Linked DNA regions of Homo sapiens: all the other regions are linked to region 4. A link is a loop called in an ENCODE intact Hi-C map of the cell type or tissue named here. Cell type or tissue: PC-3. All regions are shown on one strand.

What was found. Hi-C counts contacts between places; a loop is a spot of excess contacts. Peaks named below come from ENCODE experiments on the same cell type or tissue, not always from the same donor. Only the 100,000 strongest peaks of a DNase experiment are listed, where the experiment ranks them.
Region 1: a loop joins it to region 4, with 4 times the contacts of the local background. A loop is called at or near these places in 10 of 110 quality-filtered maps.
Region 2: it touches region 4 in a loop (2.4-fold over the local background); 2 of 110 quality-filtered maps call a loop at or near these places.
Region 3: a loop joins it to region 4, with 3 times the contacts of the local background. A loop is called at or near these places in 21 of 110 quality-filtered maps.

The regions. Positions count from the first base shown.
Region 1 is chr5:93,617,757-93,625,756 of GRCh38, reverse strand. It overlaps ARB2A (ARB2 cotranscriptional regulator A), which reads left to right. Exons shown (of 11, transcript NM_032042.6): 11 at 4,628-8,000. The coding sequence ends at 4,770. MIR2277 (microRNA 2277) reads left to right here and starts at 4,969; the gene lies at 4,969-5,061. LOC124901028 (a long non-coding RNA gene) reads right to left here and starts at 4,075. Exons shown (of 3, transcript XR_007058874.1): 1 at 3,814-4,075. RefSeq lists a silencer at 4,411-4,460 and an enhancer at 6,815-7,623. In PC-3, a CTCF peak has its summit at 4,990; no DNase peak of the experiment used is centred here; H3K4me3 peaks cover 2,031 bases; H3K27ac peaks cover 343 bases.
Region 2 is chr5:93,677,195-93,685,194 of GRCh38, reverse strand. All of the region lies in intron 10 of ARB2A (ARB2 cotranscriptional regulator A), which reads left to right. It also overlaps the pseudogene NPM1P27. Among named protein-coding and RNA genes, the nearest start is that of POU5F2, 60 kb to the left of the region's middle. In PC-3, CTCF peaks have their summits at 3,305 and 3,509; a DNase peak (open chromatin) is centred at 7,664.
Region 3 is chr5:93,604,392-93,612,391 of GRCh38, reverse strand. No RefSeq gene overlaps it. Among named protein-coding and RNA genes, the nearest start is that of MIR2277, 12 kb to the left of the region's middle. RefSeq lists a silencer at 4,275-4,569. In PC-3, a CTCF peak has its summit at 4,394; DNase peaks (open chromatin) are centred at 4,391 and 4,911; H3K4me3 peaks cover 2,267 bases; H3K27ac peaks cover 1,090 bases; H3K27me3 peaks cover 2,380 bases.
Region 4 is chr5:93,785,191-93,793,190 of GRCh38, reverse strand. The region is part of intron 8 of ARB2A (ARB2 cotranscriptional regulator A); the gene reads left to right. Among named protein-coding and RNA genes, the nearest start is that of POU5F2, 48 kb to the right of the region's middle. In PC-3, CTCF peaks have their summits at 2,429, 3,500 and 3,713; DNase peaks (open chromatin) are centred at 2,620 and 3,850; H3K27ac peaks cover 1,031 bases.

The sequences.
Region 1 (8,000 bases), 170 kb after region 4:
TATGTAGTCTTTTGGGAAAACAAATGACACATTTTAGCAATTTGATCTTTCTCATATGATTTATAGTCTCATTCTTGATTCTTAGAGTTTCTAATCTTTTTCACCACTTTTGCTATTTTCACTCCTTTAAAATTTGCTACAGTTCATTTTTTAAAACAAGTGATAAGTCAAGGATATTCAGGGTAGTATTTTCATTGGACGATCCCCTGCCTTTTAGTCACTTCACAATGAATAACATCATTGACAAATGGCATTTGTGGAAGAAACATAAGAAAAATGAAAAATAGGTATTTTCTGCTCTGTACAAGGATAAGAGAGATAGCTAGAGTAGGGTTCAGATTATTGGAAGAATTAATCTCTAATATAGTAAGAAATAATTATTCATTTTTATTTAAGCTGACCTTTGATTAGCTACTATTATAACAAATATTATGCCGTGCTTTTACTGTCCTGAAATAAATTCTACAGATAACATAATCTACCTACTTACGAGATTGTTAATCTTTGTAATGCTCTAGTTAACATGTAGAAGGAATAAAAGTAATTCATAATAAAATAATATGGATTTCAATATTTAAAGTGCTCAGGCAAACCTACATGAGAAGACATAATAAAGTAGTCAGATACTTGGTCCTATGCATGGAATCATCATGAATTTGACAGCTACAGATGCGGGCTGATACAGGTATGCTTATTGGCACCTCAAGTACCATGGGCATGGTGCCATCAGTTATGATATTTTTTTCATAGGGTAAACCACTCTTGGTAAGACTCTGAAAAACATAAAATGCATGACCCTTTCGATTTACACGGTAGTTGTATTCCTGGAAAATTCAGTATATATTAAAATCATGCAAAAAGTATTTTAAGATTATCTGTAAAACATATTTAAATTCTAATCCATATAATTATAAACAGGTTTTCAACTACATGAATAGCTGCTGAACATTTGAAAATCATGTGGGATGCAGAACAATTCTGTACTGCCTTGCAAATTACAGGATATCCACTATCCCTGTCCTTCTCCCAATAAATACCAATAACACCTTCCAATCATCTTGACCATCGAAAATATCCCTGCAAATTTCCAAAATGCCTCCAGAGGCCATTATCATCTCCATTAAGAACCACTGATTGAAACTGAGCAAAGGTATTTTTTTGTAATGAAGTGCTGTGATCCTTTACATTTTACTTTTATACTGAATTGATGTTATAGACTAGGAAACTGAATTCACTCCAAAGGTGAATTATCCAGTTAGACCAAGCCTGCCACTCCTAAATGATACCAAAATCATTCCTTGAGAACTTGGCAGATATTTAATGTGGAAAAACATTTTACTCCTTATATTTTGTGAAACTCTCTAAATTAGGAAAATTATTGGTTTGAAAAGTAGAGACTTCTGATAAGGGTAAAGTGGTGGTAGTGAAAAGACTAGACCTTAACCATAAAACCATGTTTTTCCCCTTCAAATGACAAGGTTAGTGCTAAATAAACTAGTTTCCCTGTGATTTCTACATCATTGCATTTTATTAATAAATGGCTGCTTTTTTGATTGACCTAAACTTCTACCTTTTATATCCTTTTATGAACAAATAATGTAATGGTCTAGTGTTTCTGTACTGATGTAATAAAAAGCATCCCACTTAATGTCCCCTAAAGTGATGTATTTTTTAAGTACTAGAAACCTGCTCTCAAAAGTTTCCATTCACTGAACATTGTCATGGATAGAGTTTCATATTCATCTGTAAATATTTTCACTGAACTTTGGACCTAAATTTTTGAAAATGGTCTCCAAACATATTCTTGAAATGTATATATGCAGTCCAAGTTAGACATGTAATTATTCAACTTCTGAATGGTATTCTAAAAATCATTTAAAATCTACTTCCAAAAATTTAGAAAAGACATTTTTATATTACATATTCATGTTATCATTCCTTAGTTTAGGGAGAATTCTCTCCCTTCCACCCCATTCTCTGTAATTCAGTTGCTAACCTACCTTATTACCTTTACTCCTAGCAATTTCCCTTCGTCTGACAGAAGCACACATTCTCATTATTTATACTCTTAAATTACAAGAGTAAATGTTGAGAGCCAGTACAAGTATTCAGTTATCTCAGGGACTCTGGTCTTTTCAGTCCAGGACTAATCAAGCAGAGAGTCATCAAAAGCTAAAACTAAAAAGCTTTTGTAGTGATTTTATCACCAGGGAAATCTGTTCATCCTTCAGAAGGATTGTTACCCGTAAAGAAGAAATAAAGGAGTTAAAATTGCTTCAGACCGTTGACTCCTTAGGTCCCTCTAGATTCATAGATTGAATTGGTTTCAAGGGGTGGGAGGAATTATGAGGGGAATTCCCTGAGAAAGCTTACAAATTGATCATAGCCTTAGTAACACTAGTAGGTGTAAGTGTGATCACTATGGAGGAAATGCCAAATGTGGCTGTAAGCTTGGGAAATGGTTACGAAAAGAGACAATTAACACCTTTTTTTTTTTTTTTGGCTTATTGTATTTGGGGGTGGGTGTTGCCACGTAGTATGCATCTGAGAATGGTCTTTCAAAATGAATTACAATTGATTTTAAAATGTCCTACCATTATAAGTGCAACTGTGTAGTTATTACTGAAGTGAAACTAGGGTTGCAAACACTATAGAATAGAGACACACATTTGATAACCCTATCCAGAAACTGGTCCTCCTAGATCTACCCGCAAATATCATTTAAAGCAGGTATGTCTGAGCATATGTAGAACTGCTCAGTTAGGTTTGGAAAATATAAATGCCTCCAAATTCAAAAGAATCCTTTAAGATTGTCATTTGAATAAATCAGTAAAAATATAATAATATCTAGATGTTATGTATTATAACACCTATTGATGCAAGCAGGCATATATATATAATTTTCCCCCAAGAATTCTATGAAGAATTGTCAAAATCCACCTAGCACTTTAGGATTTAACAAGATAAACCTACACTCATCCCTCCTTCCTATTGAGTAACAATGAATTTTGCCCAAAATGAGTAAGCAAATAAAATGACCTCATTTTTAGTCTGAGTTGGGGGATATGACTTTAATACTGGGTCTTAGTTTCAAATTCAAGTTCATGAGGCCAGTCTGCAGAGGAAAGGAGGATAGAGAGAATCCTTGGGAGGGCACTGATAAAGAGAGAGGGGTTCTCTAGTAGGGCCAGCTCCCACAGCTAAGTCAGGCACAGACTGTAGCTTTCTGCTCTCTGGCCGACAGCAGCCATAGCATCCTTATTGTTGTAACTCCTAGATTGTGATACTGTCACAAAACTGTTGCTAGGCAACAAATGTGGTTACCAGGTCTCAGCGAATAGCTGAAGGGGAAAGCAAAGTGTTGCACCATTGTAGAGTAACCATAGCAATGACCTACTATTACAGACTAAAGAATTATCATTAACAATGTTAAAGTATCAGACTGAGGCCCTGAATCCGGAGACTTCCAAGCGGTATCTCTCTGCATAATTGAGTGATCTAGGAAGAGATTTCAACTGTTTAAAAGCTATTCACTCATTATTTCTGTGGAAGTCTGTAATTATTTTAATTTTTAATTTTAAAAAGTGCTCATTTATGAAGCCACTGGTAAAATGCTACATAAGCCATCACAGGGAGTCAAAAATAGCTAAATGTATTTCCTCATCTGTTCTTATGCTTGCATCCGTGTTATCCGCTGCCTGTGTTAAACTGAAGGTCGATTTGATTTGAAAACATGCTGTACATTAGTATTACATCGAAACCACAGAGAGAAGCCGTAGTAAAATAAAGTAACCCCATAAATTGACAACTAACCTGCATTTTCTAAGTTGAATTCCTCCTGATAAAATGGGAGGCCTAGATGCTCTTTTAGTAGTCACGGCTTTGAAACCTTTTTTTTAGCTGTTCTAAATTTGCCCCTTAAAATCTGTAAAAATGTCGCCCGCCAGGACACTTCAAGGCGTAATCCCTTTTGAATGCGGTCCTTCATTAAGCGTCCCGTATGATTTGGTCTCAGTGACCTAGCTGAGGTAATTGTGTCTAACAGCACAGCTTCCGGGAGACGCAAGAAAAATCATTCCCCCTTCCCCTCCACACCACCCCCTTGGGAAGCAAGGAAACAGGCGCTGTGCGATCCCGCACGCAGGGGAAACCAATCCCCGCGCGCGCCGAGTCTCGGGAGTGGGTGGTTTCCCGGAGGGAGAGGGAGTGGCCCTTCCCGCCCAGCGCTTCCATTGGCCCGGAGAGGCGGAGGCCTCGGGCGGCCAGCCGCGCCTCGGACGACCCCGGGACAGATCCGGGCCGCGTCCCCGCGTTGGGAGAGGGATGGGGACTGAGGCCGGAGACGCCTAGACGCCGCGGATAGCGAAGTCTGAGTTCCTCTGAGCCAGGGGGCAAGTGACCCCGCAGCCCTAGTTGTGCCCTGGGAGTCGGCTGGCCCGCGCCCGCGAGGGGGCGGGGGTCCTGGCTGAGGGGCGGGGCGCGGGCGGCTGAGGCGGGGCGCAGGCGGGAGGGGCGGGGAGGGGCGGGACCGGGTGGTCGGGAGCCGGGGCTCGGCCTGGCCCTCGCCGCCCTCACCGCGCCTGGCCCCGCGTGGCCACCTGGTAACCGAATGTGTTGTTCTTTGCAGGCACCGACCGTCACGAGCTAACTTCCTGGAAGAGCTTTCCGTCTATTTTCAAATTCTTTACCGAAGCCTCAGAGGCCAAGACCAGCTCCCTGAAGCCGGCTGTGACGCGCCGCTCCCACCGCATCAAGCACGAAGAGCTGTAAGAGGAGCGAGCGCGACGGGGGAGGCCGCCCTGGCGCACCCACCCGCACGCCTCCTCACTGCTTGTGTCGAGCGGACTCCCAGCCCCTCATTAGATTGTTTTCTTCCCAGAGCCCAGGGTCGTGATATATACATCTAAATAGCGTTTTGCATTATTTCTAGATGAGTGCAACTGTCAAAGCAATATGGGTTCACTGGTCGTGCTTCCTGCGGGCTGAGCGCGGGCTGAGCGCTGCCAGTCAGCGCTCACATTAAGGCTGACAGCGCCCTGCCTGGCTCGGCCGGCGAAGCTCTAATTGCCCTGAAGGAGACCGCGCGGGCGCTGCGGGTCCGGCGGCGTCGGCGCGGTCCTAGCGCCCGCCGTAGCGGAGCCGCTGCTGCTTCCCCCTCCTTAATCATGTCCATCTTTCCCCGCTCTCAACTGGAGCAAACTTCTATTCCAGACTTCAGATTTCCATTTTCACTAGGTTTTTCCCTGAGGGCATCTTATTACCCACCTCTTTTTTTTTTTTTTTAAGGAAGTTCCACACACACTCCAAAGCCGATTTCAAATTCAGAACCTGAATGCCATGATGTACCATGTAGTTTGGGGAATGCAAATTGTTCTCTCCCTGTTTTCATTTCGGGACCAGAAAAAAAAACAACTCTGCATAAAAATCTATAAAGTACTGAATCCGCATTACTGCTGAAAATCCTTTTGCCAGCTAATTGTGAGAGTTTACACAAGTCTCTGATTTCAGAAGAGACTGTTAAAACCAAAACAATGATGGGCAGCTCTTTTAAGTGTAGGTGTGAAGGTCCCATTTTCAATGGAATTTCCAACTGTTATCACTGGGATTGACTTTACTTTTTAAACACATAATGTGTACTGTGTGGCATTGTAATTTAGATATAACACACTTAAGTTTTGCTTTTTAAATCTCTCTGTGGAGAAAGGTTGTTGTTAATCCTTTCCAGAATGATCTATTCTGAGCTTTCCTGGAGTTAGGCCCTTCTAGGGAGAGAATTTTTTTATTGTCATCAGGAAACGAAACCTTTGTGCTCTGCAGCCTTTTTCTTCTGAAAGGCTAAGTGGGGCTAAAATTATCCTTTTAGTTTTCTGCTTTAACAAGAAGAGAAGGACTTGGTGTGAAAGAATTTCTTCTCTCAGTCCAATGGTATAATTTTTAGCACTCCGCTTCCTCTGTAGGGTTTAGCCCTACAGTTTGAACAATTATTTTAATCCAGCTAAGATGTGGCCAACACTGTGAAATACAGGAGATGTTAAGGTTTTGCTGACTTTTAGATTAAAATCTTAAAATTTCACATTATATTTTAATTACTTGAAAAGTTTAATTACCTAGTAAAGATTGTTTCTAATAGATGAGAACATAAATTTAATAGTTTTCATCCTTTTTTAAAGTGTGTGCAACAATTAATATGCCTGCCTTATTTGAGGACATGATAAAATGTACCCAAAATGACTTCGAACTGTCTAATGCCTCAGAAAAGTAACTTAAAATCAACCACTTCGTGCTTAAATGTTTTTATATTATGAACCGATTTCAACAAGTTTTAAAGCTGTTAATATCTCATTGCTGTGTTTGACATACAAGTACATTCATTGGTTCTATAGTCTTAATGATGACAAATTAAAGATGTTTTTTCAGTGCTCAGGTATGCATATATTTTCGTGTTACTTAAGCAAAATCAACTATATAGGAGGAAAAATCAAAATGGCATTTTATTCAGCTACCAGATGGCTTAAAATGAGTAAACCCCAACAACATCAAGCACATTTGTCTGTGATATTGACCCTTTTTATCCAATCATTACTATTTTAGAAGTAGTGGTGAACTGTGTAAAATAATGGTATCTTCAGCAGTGTTCCGGAATCTTAGTTGAGGGACAAACATTCCTTCCAGTGAGAGATTCAAGAATTGATGTGAATTGAATATATTTTTCAAGGTATTATAAATTGTGTTGTGTTTTCAGTATAAGAAAATGTTGACAGGAAACAATTTTATAGCATTTATAAAAAACCAACACTTGTGCAATGCTAAATTGGCGAAGCTTCTGCACCTGAATTAGAGCACAATAAATATGCTGTTTATAAACCAAATCACTGCTATTCCTTCTCTGAAATCATCTCTCCTCTTTTTAAACCTTTACTTATAGCTAGAATAAATCACTATTTAATTGCCTCTAATACTTTAAAACTACTGGATGGTTAGGCCTGGTTTAACTATTTATGGAGAGCTATTTGCAAACTTAAGTTGTGTAAATGTAATTTCTACTTGTGAATCTGAGCTGTAGCAGCCCAGAGGGAGCTAGGCAAACTATTCCAGACCACCAACTGATAAGTGATCAGATTCTTTGTAATGTAGGATTTTTTAACCTGTTGATTATGGGTTTGTTGATATAAATGTAATAATGTTCACCTCGATTTTCCTGGAGTAACAACCAGCGTTGGTAGTAGCCCACCTGCATGAGGACGGCCAGTGTTAACAATATTTTTGTTCTGATCTTCTTCCCCATTTTTGTTTCCTCAAACAGGTTTTTAGGAGAGTGGAGATTTAAAGTCAGGATGTGGCCTTTTTATTTTAATTATATACTTAATTCTTAGAACAAGTAGAATGGGAAAGGAGTGACTGATAAATCTAAGATTCAAAATAGTCCCGTCGAAACTTAAAGGCCAGATTATTGCTTTGGAGCTTTCTATAGGTACTAGCCATCCCGTCGTTAAATGTTTTCATGGATATTTGAAAAGAAGACCATGTACCTTTAATAACTGTTCTTTTCTCGAGTTTCTGCCTCGTGCTTTGACCTGGATTGCATTATTATTGTTTATGCGAAGTAAAAAAAAAAAAGGAAAGCACAAGCTTTTCCTGTATATTATATTTCCATTTCCATTTTAAAATAAAAACAATTTTCCCAACAACAGCGGTGTTATTATTCTTGCTCAGAAGAATTCTTGCTTATTCACCAATTGCATAGAGATTTTTTAAAGCAAAAACATAAAAGGAAGGATGAGACAGCATCCGTCAATATTTTAAACCTTCTGGCTACTTTTTATTTCTGTTAGTATTGCTGTAAGGTAATATCCTAACTTTAGTTGAGTCACTATTTGGCTTGCACCTTTTACAAAGCTAACATTTCTAAGACAGTTGTTTTTAATATCTAAAATATCTCCTTAGCAAGGAAATCTGAACAACCTATCAATTAAATTGTTGTTTTATAAAATACACTTGAA
Region 2 (8,000 bases), 110 kb after region 4:
ATAAATTAGAAAACATATCAGTACTCTTTAATATAGGACATTTCTGATGAGAAATATTACAAACATGAGATCTAAAAGGATGTAAGTCATTGATGAATTAAATACCTCAGAGCCATATGACCTGAGACTTATTTCTGTTGTCTGCTCACAATGAGGCACTTTACAGAAATATAACTCTTTAGTTGCTACTTGCACAATTTCAACTGAAGTTTTAAATTAGAAGGTGTAAAAGCAATGATCCTCACTATAACACTTCAACGTACAGCAATATTGTAACAAATATAAATGCTACAAACTGGTTTGTTAAGATAAAGTAGTTAAATATCATGAGAGTGGCACTGTTTACCCCCTCTTTAGTCTGTGGTCATTTGTTTTAATTTTTACCTATGTGACTTGGTTGCTAACTAGGATGTTTTTTAGTACAAATGATGCAAACATCTGTGTTACATATACCAGAAATTCAAAAAGGAAATAAAAAGAACTCTATTCTCCAAGGGACTGTGTGACTGGATCTCTTAAAAACAGATTCAAATAAATAAAACTCAATCACACTAACTTTAAGTTGTGCTTTAAAATTTTTTACTATTTGTCTGAATCCTGACAAAATGTATACTGAGGGTAGCAAAACATATTTGTGTATACAGGTAAGCTACACTTCATTGATTCATTTCTCTATTTAACAAATTTTTATTGAGCATATGTTATGTGCTTAAAACAGGAGATAAGTAGTAAACAAGAAAAATGAAGAAGATAGTGATGATGTTGATAATGATAATAACAGCTAGCCTGTATTGAGTGCTACCCATGTGTCAGGTATTTATGTCGATTAATCCTCACGTAACAATATGAGTCAGATTCTAATATCATTCCACTTTGCAAGTGAGGGAATAGATTTAGAGAGCTCTCACAGCTAGGAAATAATGCAGCCTGACTCAAACACTGCAATTCTGACTCCCAGGGCCAGATTCCTAACTAACAACATGCAAATACATTCATTTTCCTCATGGAGCATATGTTCCAGCTACCCATTTATTTAACAAATATGTATCAAGTGTCTGCTATGTGCCAGGCACAGTCCTAGGCCCTGAGTTACAGAGAAAAAGAGTTTGACACGGTCATTGCTATCATGGCTTACACCTTCCAGAGCCTCTAATAGAGGTTTTGTAAAAAGGGAGAAAGTATGCACGTATTAATGCAAGTACTAGACATAATTAAAGTAATTAATAACATTGACAAGAATTACTAAACTATTGAAATATAATACAGTTTCTTTAAAAATACATACTGTATATTCAGAAAGGGTAATGTTATTTTTACATCTTAAAAAGAATTCATTTTCATCTCTGGTTCAAAATATATATCTTTAAAAAAAAAACTTTTTGCCTGGTGTGATTCCGTCCTGCGCGGCTGTTCTCTGCAGCAGCGTTGTTTTATCTCCGTCCGCCTTCTCTCCTACCTAAGTGCGTGCCGCCACCCGATGGAAGATTCGATGGACATGGACATGAGCCCCCTGAGGCCCCAGAACTATCTTTTCGGTTGTGAACTAAAGGCCGACAAAGATGATCACTTTAAGGTGGATAATGATGAAAATGAGCGCCAGTTATCCTTAAGAACGGCCAGTTTAGGGCTGGTGCAAAGGATGAACTGCACATTGTTGAAGCAGAGGCCATGAATTACGAAGGCAGTCCAATTAAAGTAACACTGGCAACTTTGAAAATGTCTGTACAGCCAACAGTTTCCCTTGGGGGCTTTGAAATAACACCACCAGTGGTCTTAAGGTTGAAGTGTGGTTCAGGGCCAGTGCATATTAGTGGACAGCACTTAGTAGCTGTGGAGGAAGATGCAGAGTCAGAAGATGAAGAGGAGGAGGATGTGAAACTCTGAAGTATATCTGGAAAGCGGTCTGCCCCTGGAGGTGGTAGCAAGGTTCCACAGAAAAAAGTAAAACTTGCTGCTGATGAAGATGATGACGATGATGATGAAGAGGATGATGATGAAGATGATGATGATGATGATTTTGATGATGAGGAAGCTGAAGAAAAAGCGCCAGTGAAGAAATCTATACGAGATACTCCAGCCAAAAATGCACAAAAGTCAAATCAGAATGGAAAAGACTCAAAACCATCAACACCAAGATCAAAAGGACAAGAATCCTTCAAAAAACAGGAAAAAACTCCTAAAACACCAAAAGGACCTAGTTCTGTAGAAGACATTAAAGCAAAAATGCAAGCAAGTATAGAAAAAGGTGGTTCTCTTCCCAAAGTGGAAGCCAAATTCATCAATTATGTGAAGAATTGCTTCCGGATGACTAACCAAGAGGCTATTCAAGATCTCTGGCAGTGGAGGAAGTCTCTTTAAGAAAATAGTTTAAACAATTTGTTAAAAATTTTCCGTCTTATTTCATTTCTGTTAACAGTTGATATCTGGCTGTCCTTTTTATAATGCAGAGTGAGAACTTTCTCTACCGTGTTTGATAAATGTTGTCCAGGTTCTATTGCCAAGAATGTGTTGTCCAAAATGCCTGTTTAGTTTTTAAAGATCAACTCCACCCTTTGCTTGGTTTTAAGTATGTATGGAATGTTATGATAGGACATAGTACTAGCGGTGGTCAGACATGGAAATGGTGGGGAGACAAAAATATACATGTGAAATAAAACTCAGTATTTTAATAAAGTAAAAAAAAAAAAAAAACTTTTTGCCTAATCAAAATTTATTCAAGAGCTGTTCCTTTCTTTCAGTTACTAGAAAAAGAGAAATTCAGGGAAATTTTATATCTAAAAACTGGGACTTTTTACAAGGTGGGAAGTCACCAAGACCTTGTGTTATCTGAAGTTAAATTTTATCCAAATTTCAGGACTAATATTGCAATGACAAATATTAGTAAGCCACACACATTTTTTCCAGTGGGCAAGATCAAATGGCTTGTGAGAAATGTTTTTTTTTTTTTTTTTTAAGTTAGACTGTATCCTAAAATTAAGGGACAAACTATTTAGTACTTTGATGTTTTGCCAAATTTATTAATTATAACAGGTAATATTTTAGAGTATTTGTTACTGAATCATCCTCCTAATTTAAACCTTCTGCATTGGGATAAAAATCTCATTTTGAATTAAAGCTATTTCTTTATGTGAAATAAGCTGAAGCCACTTAAGAGAATTTAAATGAAGAAAACATTAAATAATGGAATTTCAATATTTACCAAATATTTCACTTATATTCTACATTTAGGATATGTCAGAAATCAAAATTGAAAGCTCTTGCCTGAGCAGTTACCATTTGACATTTGGAAAAATTAGTTAATATTTTTGTAAACCACTCTGTATTTGGTTTGTAAATGACCATTTGGACTCCTGGTTTAGATTCCTCTCTTTTCTTCTTATTTTTACTTTGTCATCAGTAGTCTTGTCATTGTCATCATTTAAAATGACACTATTAAGTACAAAAGAATATTCTAAATTCTGGAATGCGAGGCTTGTGCCTGGCCTCGGTGAACTTATGCAATGTAGCCACAAGGGGCAGAAAATATATACTTAAAAGAAAAATAGCAATAAAAAAGATAACAATTTTACAAAATGTGGTTCAGGTAGCTTAGAGTTTGCATACTGTGCTAATTTGTTGAGAAGATAGAGCCCAAACTGGGTTTTATCAGAGAAGTAACTGGTAATTTTGTGGAGAGGGGAAGGCATTCTAGGCACAGAAAAGTAGTGGGTGGGAACTAAGGCAGACGACAGTAAACTCAGCAGCATTGTGACTGGAGTTTAAGGAAACTGTGAGAGAAAAAGTTACAGAGAAATTTACAAGCAGTATCTCTAGAGAGTCTAAAGAGTTTTAAGTTTAATTTATAGGCCACATAGAGTCACTGGAGGTTTTGGAACAGGGAAATTTGATGAAAGCAACTCTTTAGGGGGATTATCTTGCCAGTGCATGTGTAGGACGCGTTGTTTCAGAAGACCAGTTAGAATATTACAACAGTCTGGAGCTCGTGTTTCCCAAACTATACAACTGGGAATAGTAATTCTGAGAGCTCAAAATAGTAATAAAAGCACCTATTTGGGGGATTTTTTTTTCTTGACTGGAAAAAAAAGGAAACATTACATATAAAATCTTCTTCTTGGAGATACACTACACATTAACACATTAAAGGCCTGTGCCAGAGAAATCCATAATTTCACAAACTTATTTGCAGATAAAAGGCTTTGTTCATTGTGTACCTATTCATAAACATATCACTGTGTTCCACTGAAATTACTGGAAATTTTGGTCTTATCAATTACCTACTTATTTATAAATCTATCTAAGAAACAATAGAAGAAAGGGAAAGATAAAACTCAAAACTTCATTAGAAAGGTACTGAGACATCATTTAGTCCAGACCCTGTCTTTAATCTTGGTAATCAGAAACCGAATGTTACCTTTGACTTTGACACCTTTCTGGTCAAATTAAGTAGTGCCTTTAATGATACTTGTTTGCCAATCCTCTTTCCCTCATGAGACCATAAAATACCCAATAATCAGATTAACCTTTGTCTTACCATCATTGTAATCTCTAAATCTGGCTGATAGTAGGTGGTAGAAAAATACTTGTTGACTTGAAAGTGATGAGAAAACTAAACAGTTTGTGGCATACCTGTAATTACATGGATGATAGCAGGATACATTGAAAATAAATGAATTCCAAGAATTATGTTGAAAATTTTAGCTATGAGAGTGAGGAGAAACTTGAAGACAAGATACTTGGTATATTCCAGACATAACTCTAAAACTAACTAGCAATTATGATCTTGATCAAATCACTTAAGTTCTCTGAGACTCTGTTTCTTCTAGTTATAACTCTAAAATATTGGGGGAATCTCCATTTTTTATTATGACAAATAATCAAAAATTAACTAGATGTTGTGATTTACATTGGAAATATATTCTTATAAGAGACCACCTTTAAATACACAAGAGTTTTTAAGTATTTACTTCTTTATATTTATACTTAAACAGTATTCCTGAACCTCACAACTTTTTGTTTTCTTATTTTCCTCTTCGTTCCAGGCCTATCAAAGATGATGGAATCTTTGAAAGTGTGTCGATGTGTATGCTTATGTAATATTAGGACTGAAATTTTTAAATCTTAAAATGTGAAAGCTCCAGTTGTCAGAAGATCATAAGTCTTTACTTTTAAGGACTGTTAAAAATCACCTTCTGTGAGATCTCAGCTTTGGGATTTTTTTTGACATTTCAAGACTTAAATTTGAAAGTGTAGAATCTCTATAAATACAACATTACCACAAGCCCAAAAAAGTCAAGAAATGCAAAAGGTTAGATTCTTACTAACTCCTCTCCCACATTATGCTCTAAATTGAGTTATGTATCTTTGAGTTAAATACGTAATCAGGAATACTTTATATGAAATACAGTTTAAGTTATGACATATTAAGTTTTTCTCTTTGAATTTTGGGGCATAAAATTGTGTATGTAAATCATGCAATATCACATTTTTTGCATGTGCCCTTAAGGCTTTTTTATGTTTTCTTCACATAGTCCCCTCATTTACAACTTTATCTTGCTGTGGACTAACCATATGGGAAATCCACTATTTTAAACTTAAGCTATTTTTGTGGTGTTACTGCATAAGAAAATGCCTTTAGAGTAGAAAAATCATATATTTTTTAACCAGATTATATAAATAAAAATTAATTTTTGTCTAGTGGTCATTTCTTAGTTCAATTTGAAGTATATCATTTTTAATTCCTAAATATTTCTAGAAAGCCTCCATTGCCATGGCCAAGTGAAAAATCGAAGATAATAAAGAAGTGCCATGAGACCTGGACATTTTCGACGTGTTGAAGATTTAAAATTATGTGTAATTTACATGAGACATATAAATGAAAGGATAGACTTCACTAAGATTTTTTTTTTTTGCTTTAAAAATAGGGTATTTCTCTCCTGCAGCAGCATCTCACATCTCATACATATGTGCATATTTAGTTTTCTATGTAGCATTCAGTCCCAAGAACACTAATTATAATTTTAAATTATCAATAAGATATAGGCTTAAAGTACAGTAGATGTTGAATTTCATATCTCTTATAAGATTCCCTATCTAAAGAAAGCAACTACTTTATGCTTTTATTTTCATTTTTTAGAAATTGTTATGAACTTCATAGTCACTTATATTCCACTTTTTACGTTAAAAGCACTCTTTGAATTTGTAGTGTGCAAATAGGTATATGGTTTTTATGTCTAAGAAAAACATTGCCGATGGTAATTCATCTGTGTATCAGGAAACAAGTGAAAACCAACACACAATCCTCAGTTCACATGGGACCATCTCAAAGTGTTTCTTTGAAGTCCCTGTTGGTAATATTTACAAAATGGCTTGCCATTAACTTGTTAGTATGCTCATTACTTTTGTTTAGAAAAAACCTCAGTTATATTGCTTTTTTTTTTTTTAGACGAAGTCTTGCTCTGTTACCCAGGCTGGAGTGTAATGGCCCGCTCTCTGCTCACTGCAACCTCCGCCTTCTGGGTTCAAGCGATTCTCCTGCCTCAGCCTCCCTAGTAGCTGGGATTACAGGCGCCTGCCACCACACCCAGCTAATTTTTGTATTTTTAATAAAGACGGGGTTTCACCATGTTGGCCAAACTGGCCTTAAACTCCTGACCTCAAGTGATCCACCCACCTCGGGCTCCCAGAGTGCTGGGATTACAGGCGTGAGCCACCGCACTCGGCCACATTTAGATTTTTGCTTGTTTATTTGTTGTCTTTGAAATATTTCTTCTGCCCACCTTGATTATGATTGCCCCAGCAAGAGTTTACCAAACAGTAGTTCCTTAGGTGTCCTGCTATTTTCCTAAGAAATCTTCACTTGGAATTTTATATATCTCTTCTGATGGAAGGATAACTGAATTCTATAATTTTGTTGTCTTTTACATTTGATACGATACAGACAGTCATGTTGAAGCTTCTCAGGAACTAAAATGCGATTTCTATAGTAGGTTCAGCTTTGGGAACCATATAAAAAAGTTAACACTTCTCTGTATAACAAACAGTATTGTCTGGGATTTGGTGCCATATTAGAGCCATCCCTTATCAGTGAATTTCCCAAAGAATATGCTGCTTTTTTTGCATAATGGGATTATTTCTAGGAATGGCTCTCTTGACCCAAGATGTGCTACCCTCTCAAAACACATTTGGGTCTTTTAAGCATTTTCAATGTGCTTTGCGATCATGCTCACTCAGTATCCACTCAGTTGTTCTGTTGTTATTTTGATATACATAAACATTCGGCTACACAGTGGGTAAGAGGTAGAAGTAGCACTGAGATCCCCAGGACAGGGACCAAGGCCCAGTTTGGTCTCTCCTTGGCTAAATTCCATTTTGGACAGCTCAGTTTTTCTTTGATGTGTAGGGTTTAATTGCTTATCCCTAAGCATAAGGCTCAATTGGTGGGAGCTTGCGCAGGGAGAGCCATTTGCCCTTTCCTGAATTAAAAAACTGAACATCATTAACAGTTTATTTTTGCAGAGAACCATGCTGCAAGTGGGATACAAAAATGTTATTTTTGACTGCCCAGTTTTGTCCAGGCTAGTCCCTGATGTATCTCATGACCTCACAATAGCCTCTCGTGCCTGCCTGGCCACAAAGCTTGATTATTTTGTAATTTGATCTTAGTGGGGATTCCAGCCGTGCTTCCCTGCTTGTGGGCAGCAGAATGTGGCAGCACGCCTGCTCACTTGCCTGAGCGGCTATGATCAGATTACGCCTTCTCAGCGTTTTTTATATTGGCTGCCTACAAAGTTCAGAGAAGCTTGAAGTCAGCCCACTTGAGTTTTACAGCCCTTAACAGAGGGAGACAGAATAGGAATCTTGGTCTCATCTGTGTATACTGTTAAGACAGTCAGAGAGTCACTCAATGCTGAGTATCTGTATCTTTAATTTTTTTTACATGAACTTTTGTGCATCATGTGATTTCCAAAAACCACTTTTCAAACTTTGTTATTTTTAGAGCT
Region 3 (8,000 bases), 180 kb after region 4:
GTCTAAGCTGAAAGCAGCGCCACTCTTGTCATTTCTATGGCAGGGATCTTCCCTCCCCTTTCCCCTTACCCCCGACTTTTCTGTGGCCAACTTTTCACCACCACCCATAGCTGGCAGAAGCTGTACATGACTGCACTTTAAGAGGTCTGTACTGGGAGCACATTCTTCCCGGGCTCTGAATCTGTCTGGAGAGATCTGCATTCCAGAAGATCTAAGTCCATACCCGTCCGGCCCTTGGTCCCACGGCTCTGCCAGTGGCTGGAGCTGTCGGACTGGCTCGGGTGCGCCCAGGCACTGGTTAATTACCTCCCGGAGAGAGGCGGCTCCGCTGCGGGCGCCCGGCCCGCCGCGCGCTAAAGAGCCTGACGGCAACTTACTTGACAGCACCAAAAAGGGGACGCGTCTGGCTCAATACCCATCACCTCTTCTCCTGCTTGCAGACCTTAAGTCCAAGCTGTGCTTTTCGGCACCTCTCCCTGTTTGGCTCTCTTCTTTTTGCCGTCGCGTTAAGCAAAGTACAATAAAGGAAGATCACTTCCCTGTGGTATCTTTTTCATTGCGTGGTCTCCCTAGCAACACTTAAGTTGCCACTCCTAAGACAAGATTAGTTTTTTGTAAATTTCAAATTGCACCTTGCTGTATTGAAACTCTTCTCACTTGCTGGGTTTTGAGTGAAATCTCTTCCCTCCCACCAGGACCCCATTCTGGTCACCCACTCTTTTGAACCGTTGTTGGGGACGAAAATACTAGGTTTAGAGTAGGTGAAACGGTCAAAACCAAATTTCTATTAAATATCAATTGTACTAAAATAATTTCAAACCAACTTGATCCAAACTTTGCTAGAAAGAGTCAGGAATAAGTGAAAAGGGAGAGAACACTAATATCTTAAGTTAATGGGTTTCTTGCCTATAAAATGCCCTCAATAAATTTATTTGAAAACTGCTTCTGTATAGTAACATGAACTACAATACATTTCAGGATAAATTATTATCTATTTGCCATAGTATTGCAAGGAAAATTTTCAGTAAACTAAAGCAAAAGTTTAGCTTCAAAACACTTTATTTTTATGTCCCATAAGACATACAAATATTTTATTAACTCCTTCACGGGTTAACAATTTAGTTTGTTTTCTCGAAACAGCCATCATCAACACACTGCTTTCTCATAGCACTGCTTGCACAAACTTTTTGTCTTTTCTTAGTCTGCAAAGTCACTGCTGAATTCTCCTCAAAGATTATTTTTTTCCCGTAGTTTGGTCATTTTTTCCATCTCAAGAGTCATTTTGCCCAAATACTAAGGTAAATCCATGCTACTAGAGAAACTCGGCCATGCCGGAAACTAAACTAGCAACACGACCCTCCTACGAAAACGGGGGACAACTCACGTTAGCTAATGCAGTTTGGCATCTGAAGTGTGCAGCATAGCGAAGACCTGTTGAATAATAGTGACTTGAAGACTCGAATATTCTAGACTAGGATCCATCTCCCACTATCTAAACCCGCAACTGAAATATCTACATAATGTTTGCATATCTTTGGCCAGTACCCTTTGGGGGAGCTTCCAGGTGCTGAGCTTTCTTCCATCTTTGGATAAATTCGTTCTAGCCTTCCGGAGTTCAGGAGCAAGCAAAGGGAATCAGGTGCAGAGAAGGACGTGAGGTTTTCCTCTGTCGGGGCTAGGGGAGTTGTGGAGATTTGGGGTGGAAGGGACAGCGCTTATTGAACTTCTGGGTGCCTAAGGTTTACTCTCTCAGTCTGGGTTTTGGGAATCGCTTTCTTTCACAAGGGATTTCCTTTATGACTTGGAGGAAAGGGGTAGTTAAGATCTGCATTTCATTAATCAAGAATTTCTTACTTTTTTTAAAAAAGTATGCTCCTAATCCAGTTTCAGAATGACTTTTCTGGATTATTGTAAGTACGTCAGAAACTCCCAGACCTGAGTAGAAATTTCAGAACCACTTTTGCCAGAGAAAACTGTGAAGAAAAGAAGCATGGGAAACTCATTTTCTTTATAATAAATCAGAACATTGAGGATACTGATCAGGTCCCCCTGAGAGGAGCATCTTCAGTGATGTTTGTTCGCCATCTGTGTGTGTTCGGTGAAAACTCTAAACCATTTTACAGCATAGATTACTATTTTTTTCCTTATTATCCAGCGTTTGTTTCAATTAAAACCCTACTATTCCATAGGATTGCTGCTGTTGTATCCATTTTTTTCCCCTTCAAAGTCTTTTAAAATAAGTTTCCTTGTCTCTTGCCCATTTGTCAATGTCAAGTATACACTGCCTATTTAGTTAAAGAAAAGTGTGTATTTCATATGTTATAAAAGAACAGCCTTCTTTATTTGGTTTCTTGGAAATCAATAATCTCTTAAACGTTTACCAAGACCCCTTGGGGAAAGGAGAGATGTAAACAATAACCACCAAACTTCAACATGACAATATCGGTTAAAATCTGCAGGATGATCATTCGAATGTGGAGAGGTAAAGGGGGATGATTTCAAACTCCCGCGATTACGGAAGAAGGGACCCCAGGTGTCGGATGCCTGGCTCCATCCTCTGCAACTTGCAAGGGAGTTACCTTGGAGAGTGGGGAGTTAATTCTAAACTTCTTTACCAGGCATTTTAGTAGCCACGCTGGTCTTCAAATAATTTAATTGGGAGGTGGCTGGATGACCACAGAGAGGTTGCAAAAGATAGTTATCCCCATTAAAAGAAATACCATGATTTCAGTCTTTCCTGACATAATTAAAGGCTTTGGTAACACTCCTTTATTTTGCCTCATGCTGTGAAAAAAATCACTTACTTCTCCAGCAAATGAAACTTTAAAATAAATTCTGCAGTTTAATTTCTGCTTTTAAAAGTTAGTAGGTATACGAGGAAACAGAGAAAGCATTAGAACAACTGAGTTACACTTCAGCTATTTAGCAGTTTAACATTAGAAGGAAGAATACAGCCAGTTTTCAACTTAGCCAACTTTTAAAACTACATGTGTTCCTGGAAAATAATACCCGACTAGAGTCAATTTGCATGAGATTCTAAGCTAGGATCTCAAGAAGGTGATAAAATATATGAAATTTCTTGAGTAAATGGTTGGGGAGGATTTGTAAGCATCTGAGGATCTAGTGATCTATTAGAAGCACAATGCACTCAAATTTGAATTTTCATGATCAACTTTCAACCCTGAAAAAATGAGAGCCATTTGCTTAACTTAATCTGTAACATATGTTTGCACCAGTAGCAGGTTTTTTGGTGTGTGGCTGGGGCTGATCAAGTTGTAAATTTTCTGCTTTAGGTTTTCAGCGCCTGCTAGTTTCAGCCTAACACCTAGAGAGAGTCTTTGCGGGGTTCTTCACCAAAGCAGCCAAGGTTTGACAAAAGGTTTCCAAACCACCGAGCTCTGTGTGTTGTTAATTTCCCCCAAAGGTAGAACATTTCTATACAAATTAGTTTCCAAATCCTAAAAGCAAGTAACAAGTTAAACTCTCCCATGTCAAAGTGTTTAAAGTTATAAAGAGATATTTTTAATTTGCAACCGTTGCCTTCCTCACCAGCAATCCTTTCTTTAAAAAACAGACAATGGTATGAGAGCAGTGGGTGCTGTGAAAATGACATCTTCATTCGACAAAACAATATTCAGGTCTTTTTGGCTTATCTTAATTTTTTCCACCAGAAATTTAGAACTACTGATTTTCTCTCTTCGTGCTTCAACACAAAGGAATCCCTCCAAAAGTGTTTTGAATATCTGAGAAGAATCATTTAGTGATTGAAATAAATATACATTAGAATCCACAAATCATTCTTCTTGTGAAACAAGCTGTGTAGTGACTTTCATTACTAATATTAAAATATATCTCTTTGTAGACATAAATTTTTAGTACTTGGGCTATAAAGAAATCATAATACTTTTTCAATCAATTAATGCTATCTCATAATGACAAATGAAAGTAATAAGTTCCCCACATCAGCCTGATTCATCTTCGAGTGAGAATGGGGAGTAGTGGTGGGAGAGGGTGGTGGACTCTAGTGGGAAACCTCGACGATTGTAAATCACCATCTGGACCTGCTGAGTTGTCCTCTTGAAAACCTCAATCACATTCTTGGAGGAAAGTTACTAAGGTGCCTTTTTAAGTGCACCAGAACAGGTAATTGAACCACACATGTGCCCTAAATTTAGGTGCAGAGTTTCCCTGAATTTCATTATTATATGGATTAAGATGGGCAGCTCCCACCTGGACGATACCTTAATCAAAAAGAGAAAAAGTGTGACGAAAACAAGGGCAATAATAACATTACCAGCACTGTACTGATCAAATGCCCACAAATAGTTCAGAACAACGGTGCTAAAAAGCCGCTTTAATTCTGAAACAGAAAGTCCTGAGACACCGAGCGCCATCTAGCAAGCAAAGTTAGAATCAAAGTATGCCTGAGTCAAGCACAGAGCACAGAAGGACAGGGGATGGGGAGGTAAAGGGGGACTTCGAGATCACTTGCTGTGATTTAACCATCCACCCAGTCTCACCTGAGCCCAGAGCTACCTGCAAGTTTCTGCTCTTCGCCTCACCGACCAGCTCAAATAAACCTAACAACTGAGGTGAGACAGACCGTTTCTGCCTCCAGCCAAGGCTAAAGGACAGCTCCTCGCAGGATTGCTTATTGTCTTTAATTAGAACAGGCCGCTTCTCCATCCCCTCCTACCACCTCCCCAAAATCAGCCTAGTGTCTAACTAGTTTTGCACCTTCTTATCCAAATGGGGACAAAGAGCAGTGCCTGAAAGGCTCACCTTGGGCTGAAATGATTCCCAGGGCTTCAGCGCAGAGGAAAGCGCATCGCTGGGAAAACATAGCACGATATGAGAAGTCACTCTGAGTTTACAAGGCTGCCCAGACGCCTCCTGACAGGCGATCTGAGCTCTCTCCGAGTGGCATAAGACACATATTTACTTAACAAGCCACTGATGGTCATGGAAATGGAATGCTGCCTCCTAAATATAAATGCTGTAACTTTATTCTTCTCCAGGCAACTGGGTCTTTGATATTTTCTTTGGCTGAAGAAAAGTCAAAGGTAGCTAGAAAGCTAGAAAACTACCCTGTTAGTGTGTAGCTTGAAGGGGGTGGGGGTGGGGTTGAAACACTTTTTAAAAATAATTTTAAAGTTTGAATAATGTTACCTAATTATATGAATATTCTTTGGAACTGGGCTAACAATGTAACTACAAAATAAAGCTTCTGGGATTTCAATGTGAAGAAAGTAAAGAATAATCTGCTGGTTTCTGTAGAGGCAGGTACCGCATATTTTTCTTTTAAACCAGTCCATCTGAATTCAAAAGACTGAGAGAGTTCATCTCAATAATATGTGTGCTTTCTAAAGAGTCTTTCTGGAATTTCATTTTAAGGCTGGAAAATAATCCAGTGTATATACATGCTAGTCTTAAACTACTCTTAATTTCCTGCTATTGAATATTGCCTCTATAGTAGCTCATTGATTCACATTGTTCTTAGAATACAGAGCCAGAGCTAGGCTTTTCTATTGTTCTCTCCTCATCTCCATGTCCCACACACAATTTTTTTCCCAGTGAAGTGAAGTTTTGTAAAATAACAACAAAAACAAAAACAAAAAAATTAGAAAATGAAATATTAAAATATTCCTGTTGAATATCAAATGCTACTCCAATCTCAGGTTTGCTACTTAATGAACACAAGCACAATAGATATGAAATAACAGTCCTCTTGATTTTTCTACTGTGCTATTTGCTGTGCAAAACAACCACATTAAGAATAAAGGAAGCATGAGATAAGAGTATGCTTAACACACTCACAGGTCATAGAACTTACAGGAAAAAAAAATCTCAGAAAAATCACAACCCACCCAACAAACCTAAGCCAATAAAGAGAGACTTCATAGTTTAACCCACAATTTAGAACACATCTAATACATTTCTACAAAACCTCCTTTTCTCCTTATGCCTGAAAATATGTGTAAAGATCTGAGGATGGACAGTAGACACAATTCATGCTCTCTCTTATTTCCCTCTCCCTCTCTGAAGTTCAGAAGAAAAGTTCCCAGGGCAGTCTTGCCTCCGGATGCCAATAAAAATTTAACTTTGTGTGTGTGTGTGTGTGTGTGTGTGTGTGTGTGTGTCTTGTTAAATAGTACATTTCTCCCATCAAGGTCTTCTTAAACACGGAACCTTCTCCTAGACAGGGTACCCAGCTGTTTAATTTAACATTGATTTATTGCTTTTAAAAGTAAATTTACACACATGCCAGCAGCGCTCCGTTTTGTTTCCCCAGACCCTGAGATTTATTTTCTACTTAGCGCTTGTCTGACAAAACAATGTCCTTTAACTTTATTACACATCGATAAGGAAATCTGTCTTATTTTTGTTCAGATTTATTGCTGTGTTACTTGTGGGGACTTTTGTGATCCAGAAAGGCTCAGGTCCGAAAATAAATAGAAAATTAAACAGAGTTGATCACAAAATAATGATCAAAACCTTACAATATTGTCCAGCCTATATCAGCCTGCTGGGGGGTGAGGTGGGGTGGGACAGAGGATGATGCTCCCCTAGTGAGCACAGTTGCTCTGGAAGAAAACAAAATGTCTTTAATGGGCAGGTAGCGTTTGAAGGTGGAGTAGCCAAATCTGGGTTCTGTAATATCTCCAAGTTCTTGGTTGAAATGTATTTGGGATTACAGGGCAGGGAGGTGCATCTGCGGGACTCCCCACCCTATGGCGGCCTTACCTCCGTGCAGAACTCCCAATTATCACGCGTTCGTGATGACTGAGCCCAAGGGAATTAAGATGGACTTTGAAGCAGCTTTTACGGTACACTTCATCTACATTTGGGTTTTCTTTAGTTCTCATTAAAAGGGCCACTTTCTTCTTTTCATTGATATATGTCTTTGTGTCCTTCATTTCACACTCTTAAAAAAAGTTCTCTCATCAGATCAAGTGCAAAAAGGAGGGGACGACATAATAACCATCATAATCATGATAACAACAACAACAACAAACAAGTGGTACTGTGGGTTTAAATCTTTTTTAAAAGAAGGTTTTCTCCTCTATATGGCATGGCCCTCCAATTAAAAAAAAAAAAGCTGGGGTTGAGAATGAGGATAATAAAAGTGTTTCTAAGGTTAAATTACATGAAGGCAGGCTTAAAAAAAAATCTCTGAATGTGATGAGCTTTCCTCTCCCATCCTGATTTCTCACAGAGACATTCAGTAATCACTTTAGAGCTGTTCACATGAGGAAATGAGGACACTATCTTTTCTAGTAAGAAGTGAAGATGTGACAGGTTTTGTTATTGGAATGAGGGAGAACTTCGTAAGATATTCCCTTTTTTCGCCCCTACAAACCCAGCATCTTTAAAACCCCCTGTCTGAAAGCGTGACTCGTCTGTTGCCTTTCCACTCTGGTCAGTGGGTCCTCGAAAACACCATAACATGTTTCAATAATTCTGACAAACCCATGAAGATTTTTTAAAGTTAATGAATCATTCTTTCTCCTGAAAACACATAAAAACACGTTTGTGCACGCAATTCCAATCTAATGAGAGAAAGAAAGAAAAGGGAAGGAAGGAAGGAAAGAAGGAAGGAAGGAAGGAACGGAGGGAGGGAGGGAGGGAGGGAAGGAAGGAAAGGAAGGGAGGGTAAGGACAGAAAGGAAAGAAAGAAAAATAGGAAAAAAGGAAAGGAAAAAATATCCCTCTTTAAAAGGGGGGAGGTGGAGTAACTGCGAAACATTGAAAATTCTCCTATTCATATTAGGAGCTTCTTCTTCTTCTTCTTCTTTTTTTTTTCTGTTTGCCCTTTGAAAAGGGGTCCTGTCACTCAGAAAGGGGCTGTTTCTTCAACCTCCTCCCCATCCACCCACCAGCCGGCCCCCCTCAGCCTCGCAGCCGGCCCCGGCCCACCCCGCGGCCCTCCCAGCGCACACACAGTTTCTTCCAAGTGCTTTTTCAAGTAAGAGCCGGAGAGATGAGAGGTGCGGCTTCTC
Region 4 (8,000 bases):
TGAGGCGAGAGGTTCACTTGAGCCCAGGAGTTTAAAGTTACAGTAAGCTGTGATCCTACCACTGCACTTCAGCTTGGGTGACAGAGCAAGACCCTGTCTCTTAAAAATAAAAATAAAAAAATCTAGCTATGCCACCACTAATTATGTGAATGTGGTATGCGTGGGTCACTTACTCTCTAGGCATCAGTTTCCTCATCCATAAAACTGGTACATAATCCCTCAGCTACCAACCTGTGTACTTAAAAAGGAATTGTTCTATCTAATGAGATAATCTATATATAAATACTCAGAATATGAAGGGTCTCTGTGGAATGTATCTTTTTTTTATTTTTTTATTATTATTATACTTTAAGTTTTAGGGTACAGGTGCACAATGTGCAGGTTAGTTACATATGTATACATGTGCCATGCTGGTGTGCTGCACCCATTAACTTGTCATTTAGCATTAGGTATATCTCCTAATGCTATCCCTCCCCCTCCCCCCACCCCACAACAGTCCCCAGAGTGTGATGTTCCCCTTCCTGTGTCCATGTTTTCTCATTGTTCAATTCCCATCTATGAGTGAGAACATGCGTGTTTGGTTTTTTGGTTTTGGTGTTTGGTTTTTTGTTCTTGCGATAGTTCACTGAGAATGATGATTTCCAATTTCATCCATGTCCCTACAAAGGGAATGTATCTTAACCTGCCTTCTTTCCTAAAATATGAGTTCTACCCAGAGGTCAGAAATCATGCCTTCCTCTGCTTTATAGTTATAATCTATTACCTAGAATTTTTTTCATAAAGTTTTGGTAAATTTTCTCACTTTTCTATCTAAGACTGTGTCACCATTTCAATGTCTTCTTCGCTGAGCCTGCCTTAGTTTTTTGGTTTGACAATGTTTAGTCCTAACTTACACTTTTATACTGTATCTACTTCACATATATTCATTGTAATTTTCAAATCTGTGTTTTATAATATCTTGCCTACTCTGGTCAGTCATATTACATAATAAAATGTTTTAATCAAACAAGTCAACATGATGATCACTTATACTATTTTCTTATTATGCAAGTGACCCCTTTTACTTTTTCCTTACAATTAACTTGTCTCTTATATAATAGATACTAGCTGTTTTCTTGATTGGTAAAGCAAGTTTTTCAAACAGTCGCCTTCCCCTCCCCACCCCCAACCACATCACGTATTTTGTAGAGCATGTGTCTTCTTTCTCAACTCCCAGATTGTCAATCACTTAATGTTTGCTTTTTTTTTTCCTTTTCTTTTTCTTTTAAACCTATCTTACACATGCTTTTTTTGTTGTTGAGGGAGCTTGCACGTGGCAGCATGGTCTAGGCAGGAAAGGAAAAGGAAGTTATTACTGCTCTCTTCTGGCCGCCTGCAATAATAAATCATAACTTGCCTTTCCCTAACTGGTGGCTGGAGACTTGTCTTCATAAACGCATGTGACCCAAGAAGTTTCAGTTTACATACCCTATCCCTTGGTGTTCTTGCCTATGGAGAGCCTTTTCCTTCCTGAAATTAAACAAAGATTGCAAGAATTGAAGCTAGGGCTTCAAAGCACAGGAAAAGAGAATGTTGTCTTATCCTGTTGCTACAGTGGAGATCCAGCTGGCCATGTTTACCTAACCAGGGTGTGAGACTGCTTGTCCATCTGTGAGGGGCTCAGCACAGTGCTAAGGCTTGCTCTTAAATTTTGAACTTAGAAACCTTTTGAAATACCTCTTGTGTGTTTTCCTACATAGTTATTTTTAGACAGTTTATACGTTTGGGGTATATGCTGAAATTGCTAAGCATTGAACAGAAGGAAACTTTATAAGCCTTACCTGTTTGCCAGGGTAGCATTCAACATCGTGTTATATATACGATGATCAAATTATTTCCCATTCAAGCCAGAGCACTGTAACAGGGAAAGGAGACTCTATTATTAATTATGCCAGTTTAATAGTCATAAGCCAAGACTGTTCTGGGCAAACTGGAATCTATAGTCATCTTATTTGTACTTGATTATTTCCTTTACAATATTTAATCGAAACCAAATCACTTTACAAAATCAGGGAAGTAGGGGTGGAGATGGGAGTAGAAGCTGTATGATACTTCAAAACTGGTATCCTATCAGTATGAATTTTGATGTCACTGAAGAGCACATAGATACCACATCTAAAAGGAAGGTTACATTTTAGAAATTAGAGATGAATGTCAAGGTAATAATAATAGCTGACATTATTGATTTCTTACATGCCTTTTCTCCTTTATGCTTCAGCAGCCCTATGAAGAGACTACTGGTATTATTCTCATTTGGGTGTTCTTACAAAGATTAACCAAAAATAAAAATCTAAGCACGTCTAATTCTAAAGCCTATGCATACTTTTAACTATAACACTATACTGCCTTCCTCTGGACATACTCTGTATCTCTGTGATTATCTTTTTTTTTAAATACAGTCAGTTACACTACCTCTATGTAGAAAACAAGGTGGTAAAGGGACTCTTTCCCCCAGCGTGGCACTGCTGAGCCATGGCTTCGTGCTTTGTTGCCAGCTCAAGCCATTCTGAAAGGGTTCACTGGTGGGAGGAAAGTAGAACTACCACAGTATTGCTTCACCAATTCTGTTTTCATTGTCAAGTGCATAGTGGTATGACTGGTCTAGTGTGCTGATGACAGGATTTTAAATACACACAATCATCAGATCTTAGTACTTCTTAGTCATGCAGTTATAGAAGTCTTGCACCATGTAATCAAAGGAAAAAGCAGCCCTTCGTACATGTTTTCTTTGCAGGCCTGTGCCTTTTTTAAAGTAATATTTGTCATTAAGTGCATTTATAAACTAAACTTCTATTAGCTTCCTCTGTATGAGTGAGGATAATGCACTTTTTAAAGATTCGGAGTAGTTTACATGGCATATTTTTGTGGGATGACCTATTATAATTATGTACTGTGTGCCATGTCCTCTGCTAGTTGCTTTTCAGTTTGTTCATTTAGTACTCAAAATAATCCTATGACTTACGGGGATTTGTCATCTCCCATGACATTCACCTGATAAAGCTGAAGTACAGAAAAATAATTTACTCAAAGTATCATTACTAGAAGTGGCAGAGCATGGACTTGAACCCAGGGAATCTGACTCCACCGTCCTTGAATTTAACTATTGCACTTAACTTCCGAAGCTTCTACTTTCAAAATAGAAATTGTGAATGCAGATTAGAGGTGTGAACTGCAGGTAACAGGAGAGTTGAATGTCATACTCATCTGAATTTCCTGCTGGGCAGTTTGGTCTTCACATTTTATCTACTGAAGTGTGTGTATTTCATTATAATCACTAGAGGTGCTAGTGCCTAAGATAACAGAATCAAGGTTTTAGTGTTACACCAAAGATGGTATTTGTTCTCTTAGTAGCATTCTGTTGGGATAGACTTGTCCAAAAGAATCTTCAGGAAAAATAATACAAAGTAGTCTCTGACCTTAACAGAAAAGACTGCCAAACCCAGAGTTGACTGATAAGTCATCTACAGGGCACACTTGTAACCAGGTGGGCTTGGATAGCACAGGACAGAGTACCATGAAATGGAGAATATGCAGGCAGAAGTGTAAAGTGATAGGAGAGGTTTGTGATAAAATATTTTAGTTTATTAAACCACATAAAAACTGCACTGAAGTAGAAGCACTGAATGCAATTATGATCTGCTTAATGAAATTATGAAAAGGTACCAGCATTTTATACTTTTCAAGCCTTTGAAACAACTTAATCTGAAATTTTAACTAAAGGAGCTCTAGAGGGAGCTAATCTATTTATATACATGTATTTTTTTTAAAGGCATCTCAAACCTCAACTCTGCTATTAACCGGAGTGATGATTCATTCATGCTCATACGGTAGTAATGATCCTTGGATTTATAAACGTACAGTAGTGTCAGATCCTAATCTGATGCAAATATGTGTTATCTGATTTTCTTTTCAGAATATTATTTCCTGTACAAGTAATTCACATGCTGTAACCCTCACAGTACATATGTGTAACACATGTCATAATTTAAAAAGAAAGTAATGGCTTTTGCTGATAGAAGACTTTAAAATATTTTTTCAAAAACACATTTGAAACATGTGATATATCCAAACATAGCTATGGGTCTGCACGCACATATATACATCCCTACCCCAACCCACACTGGCTCTTTTAGGAATTCCCTTGGACTTTAAAATATAAGAAGTAATTATTCTGAGTGTCATGGCTGCCAGGCTACAAATACAGGAAAATGAAATTATGCATCAGCTTCTTTTAGGTTAGGGTGAAGCCATCCCAATTTAGAGTTTCTTTCTCCTTTAGGTTGGGAGATTGAATTGAGTTGGATTTACAATTCCCATAACCCAAGGCCCTGGATTAGAGATATGCCAAAGACTTCATGGCAGAGCATCCCTATAACATCAACATCTCCCTGCCTTCAAAGTAAATTAAGGCATCTCTCTACCTTAATTCAGTATAAGTTAAATTAAATCATAATTCAATTTGGCAGAAGTAAAGGAATCTTTGTGTTTTCCTTTGCGGAAAGTCATTTATGGTGGAGTTCTGGAAGAAATGAAATCCAGAGAAATGCTAAAACAGTTTTTAAGCACAAAAAGGAAATTGAAGAATGCTTAGGATGACATGAAGCATTTGAATTTGGCCAGGTATCTGTGAAGACAGTAGGCAGGTACATCATTTGAGGACCTTAGAGAAAGCATGGTGCGGTAAATTAGGTGGACAGAAAAGGTCTGCAGGATTTCTGGAGGGAAATGGTAGCAGCCCTGTGGAAGGCCTGCACTGCACACGGAAGGGAGCAGAGGTAGCCTTGCTGCCTCCGGCCCTCCCGCACCTCCCTTTGGTCCTCTGGTCTTCATCTCACCGAATGAATACTCCTATTATACTCAGACGAACTCATCCGTCTTGTCACTGTTAGTTAATTTTTTAACTCTTACTCTGCAAGAAAAAATAATGATAAACAGGATTTCCCCCCCTCAATTTCAGCCCCATCAACAATGTTAATAGTAATATGAACTTGCATACAGATGGCATATGCTTTTAATCTGTTCAAAGTACTGTACTTGATATTTAGTAGCTTAAACTTTTGCCAGACTAGGAGCATGCCACATAGTGAAGGAAAGAACAGATTAATTATGTTTAAGCTCAAGTGAAAACACTATGAGTGGATAAATGGGTAGAATTAAGGAAACAAAACTATCAGGTAACAGGGCCACATTTTTTTGTTAATGCTGAAATCATCAATATGATTTATAGGAATATCTAATTTTCCCTCTTACCCTAGACATTATTTATTTTAGAACTGTAATAATTTTAAAGTGCTATTGTCAGTTTCTCCTCCTGGCTGATTTCTATCTTGGCATGAATTTTAGAATTTCAACATTCCTTACTGATCTGGATCTTTTTACCATTTAAAAAAATGTCCAAGTGAATGAAATGCTGTATATATGAAAAGGGAATTAATCAAATGAGTTTATTTATGTAAGAGTGTTATGTATTACTGAGAAGTAGACCTCGTGTAATACAGATGAAAGAACATGACATATATCCAAGGTCAAGTCACAGTTTTATCACTTTGTGTCTGGGTGGCCTTTAACTGGTTTCTTAAACTGTCTCAGTTTACTTATCCACAAATAGGGAAAATAAACAAGTTTTGCCTACATTTCCATATTATTTGAGAGTAAAATGAGAATTAATTTGTATTTTATTTTGAAATTTGGAAACTGCTATTCAGATTAAAATAAATATTATACACAGACAAAAGCAATATTTTAATTGTAACTTTACAATGTATATCCTATTAAGCCATGGAACTTTAGGATGTTGATGTCCGAGGTATCAAAATTTGTCATCACTTCTATCCAACACTTGATACCACACTGAAGATATTATAACAAAAATGGTATGGATGTTGACCTTAAGTGTAATTATTCAAAGGGATCTCTTACTGGATATTTCATAATTCAAGAATATATGGAGACATTTAGATCACATGGTCTTATCTTTTTTACAGACTAAGATTCCTTTGAGAATCTCAAAGTTAAAGATCTTCTCCTCAAAAAAATATTCATATGCCCATGTAGAAAGCATTTTACAAGGAATTTCAAGTTGTTTAATATCAATGGATCCTAATTAAATACTGCCATGTCCACCTTAGATTGTTATATAGAAGGACTTTGATGATATGGCTTTCCTCCCTTTCAGAGAGGGTTTTCCAGACTATTATGGTCTTCTGTTATAGACCATATTATAGAAGGTTTTTTCCTGCCCAGCTGTGCTTCTACTCATTCCTTGCTTTGGCTATATTTCATCTAAGGTCTGTCTCTTAAGCAAACCTGATTCTGTCTCCCTGCACCATTGCCTGTCTCCAGTATTTTTCATCAGTACTCATTCACAGTGGAAGAAGTAAGGGGGGACTGTGACCCAGACTAATAAATGCAAGAAGCAGAGGGTCTGGACAGAAATGGCAGTTGCAAGTAGTTCCAGGACTACTAAATTAGGCTGCAGCAAGGATGGAACAGAGGTAAATAGTCCAAAAAGTTAGACTGTTAACATATTCACTTATTCACAATTCTACTAATCCTAAACAGTCAAATATTGGAAATTCTTTGCTACTGGGTTAATTTGTAAACCGCTCTTCAGTAAGATCTTCTGGAATTTGGCCATTCCTCACCTGTAATAATAAAATATGAAAGTGATTTTTAAAGTGTAAAATGCTATAACAGTGTAAGAGAGTATCATATTGGATTATAATGTGACAGTGTGATGTGATGATAAATTGCGTGTTATCACTTCCACTGTATGAAACGTCAGCCAGAAAGACAGACTACAGATATTTTCCTCTAGTAGTCCCTCTAACAACTCTGTATTTTTCCATCTTGTAGAATTTTAATCCCCAGGTTTTCTACTTTAACACTAACTCCTCACCAATTCATTACTTTATTGTATCTCATTTCACAAATGGCTCTCAAGATTTAGTGTCTTCAGATGCTGTCTTAAATACATCTGCATATGTTAACAACAACCACAACAAAATCCGAGTCAAATATTTTAAAACGCAAACATATCCTTAGAATACCAGAAAGGCATGTTCTTATTTTGTACTTCAGCAACAATTGGTCTAGATCTCTAAAAGTGTTACCATTTAGAAAATGAGAATAAGGACGTATAATTTCTTCATAAGCCAGTTGGATTCAATATTGTGGAATTTGGGGTTTTATCATCTAATGTTGGTTTAAACTTTTATATGCTAGTGCCAATGTGATCCAATGATAATCTATTTGTAAAATAAAATCTAGAAGAAGGTAGCATACTAGTTAATAATTCATGTGAAGTATTAAATTAGAGTATTATTTTATGCTTTTAAAAGTATTATTGGTATTGCAGGATAAATTTTTGCAGCAATATTATGATGTTGGTAACCAATATTGATTTTAAGATTTTTATATTATATAAGCAGAAAACACAGGGCACAAAGACTTGAGGTGCAGAAATGTTGCTGAGGCAGCATTAACAGTGAGTTGGGTTCCCATTAGGTAGTATTCATTGAGACAGCATGTACATATGCTGGGCTTAAAAAAAATTAAGAGAGAGACATTTTAAATTCAGAACGCCAACAGGCATCCTTTGGTATCATAAGCATGGTGTGCAGTGTTCTTTCTCTGTATGAGCTTTCATCGCCATTCAGAATTCTCTTTTTTGAAGTGCACTATTATATTTTTGATAGACAATTCATAGAAATTAACAGCAAATGATAAAGAAATTGTTCTTTTTTTCAATAAAAGAATTTAGAGGGAGAAAAGACATTTGAAGCAAAAAAAAGAACATTATTATGAAATGCAAGGTTAGTATTTATGATATTTTAACTGCAATTTTTATAGCTTTCTTACATTTATTACACCAAATTAGGGCCACTAGTGTAGTAGATTAAAACCTTTTTTCATTTCTTTTGATGTAGAAATTTTAGCTTTTAATTTCTTTATCTGGCAGA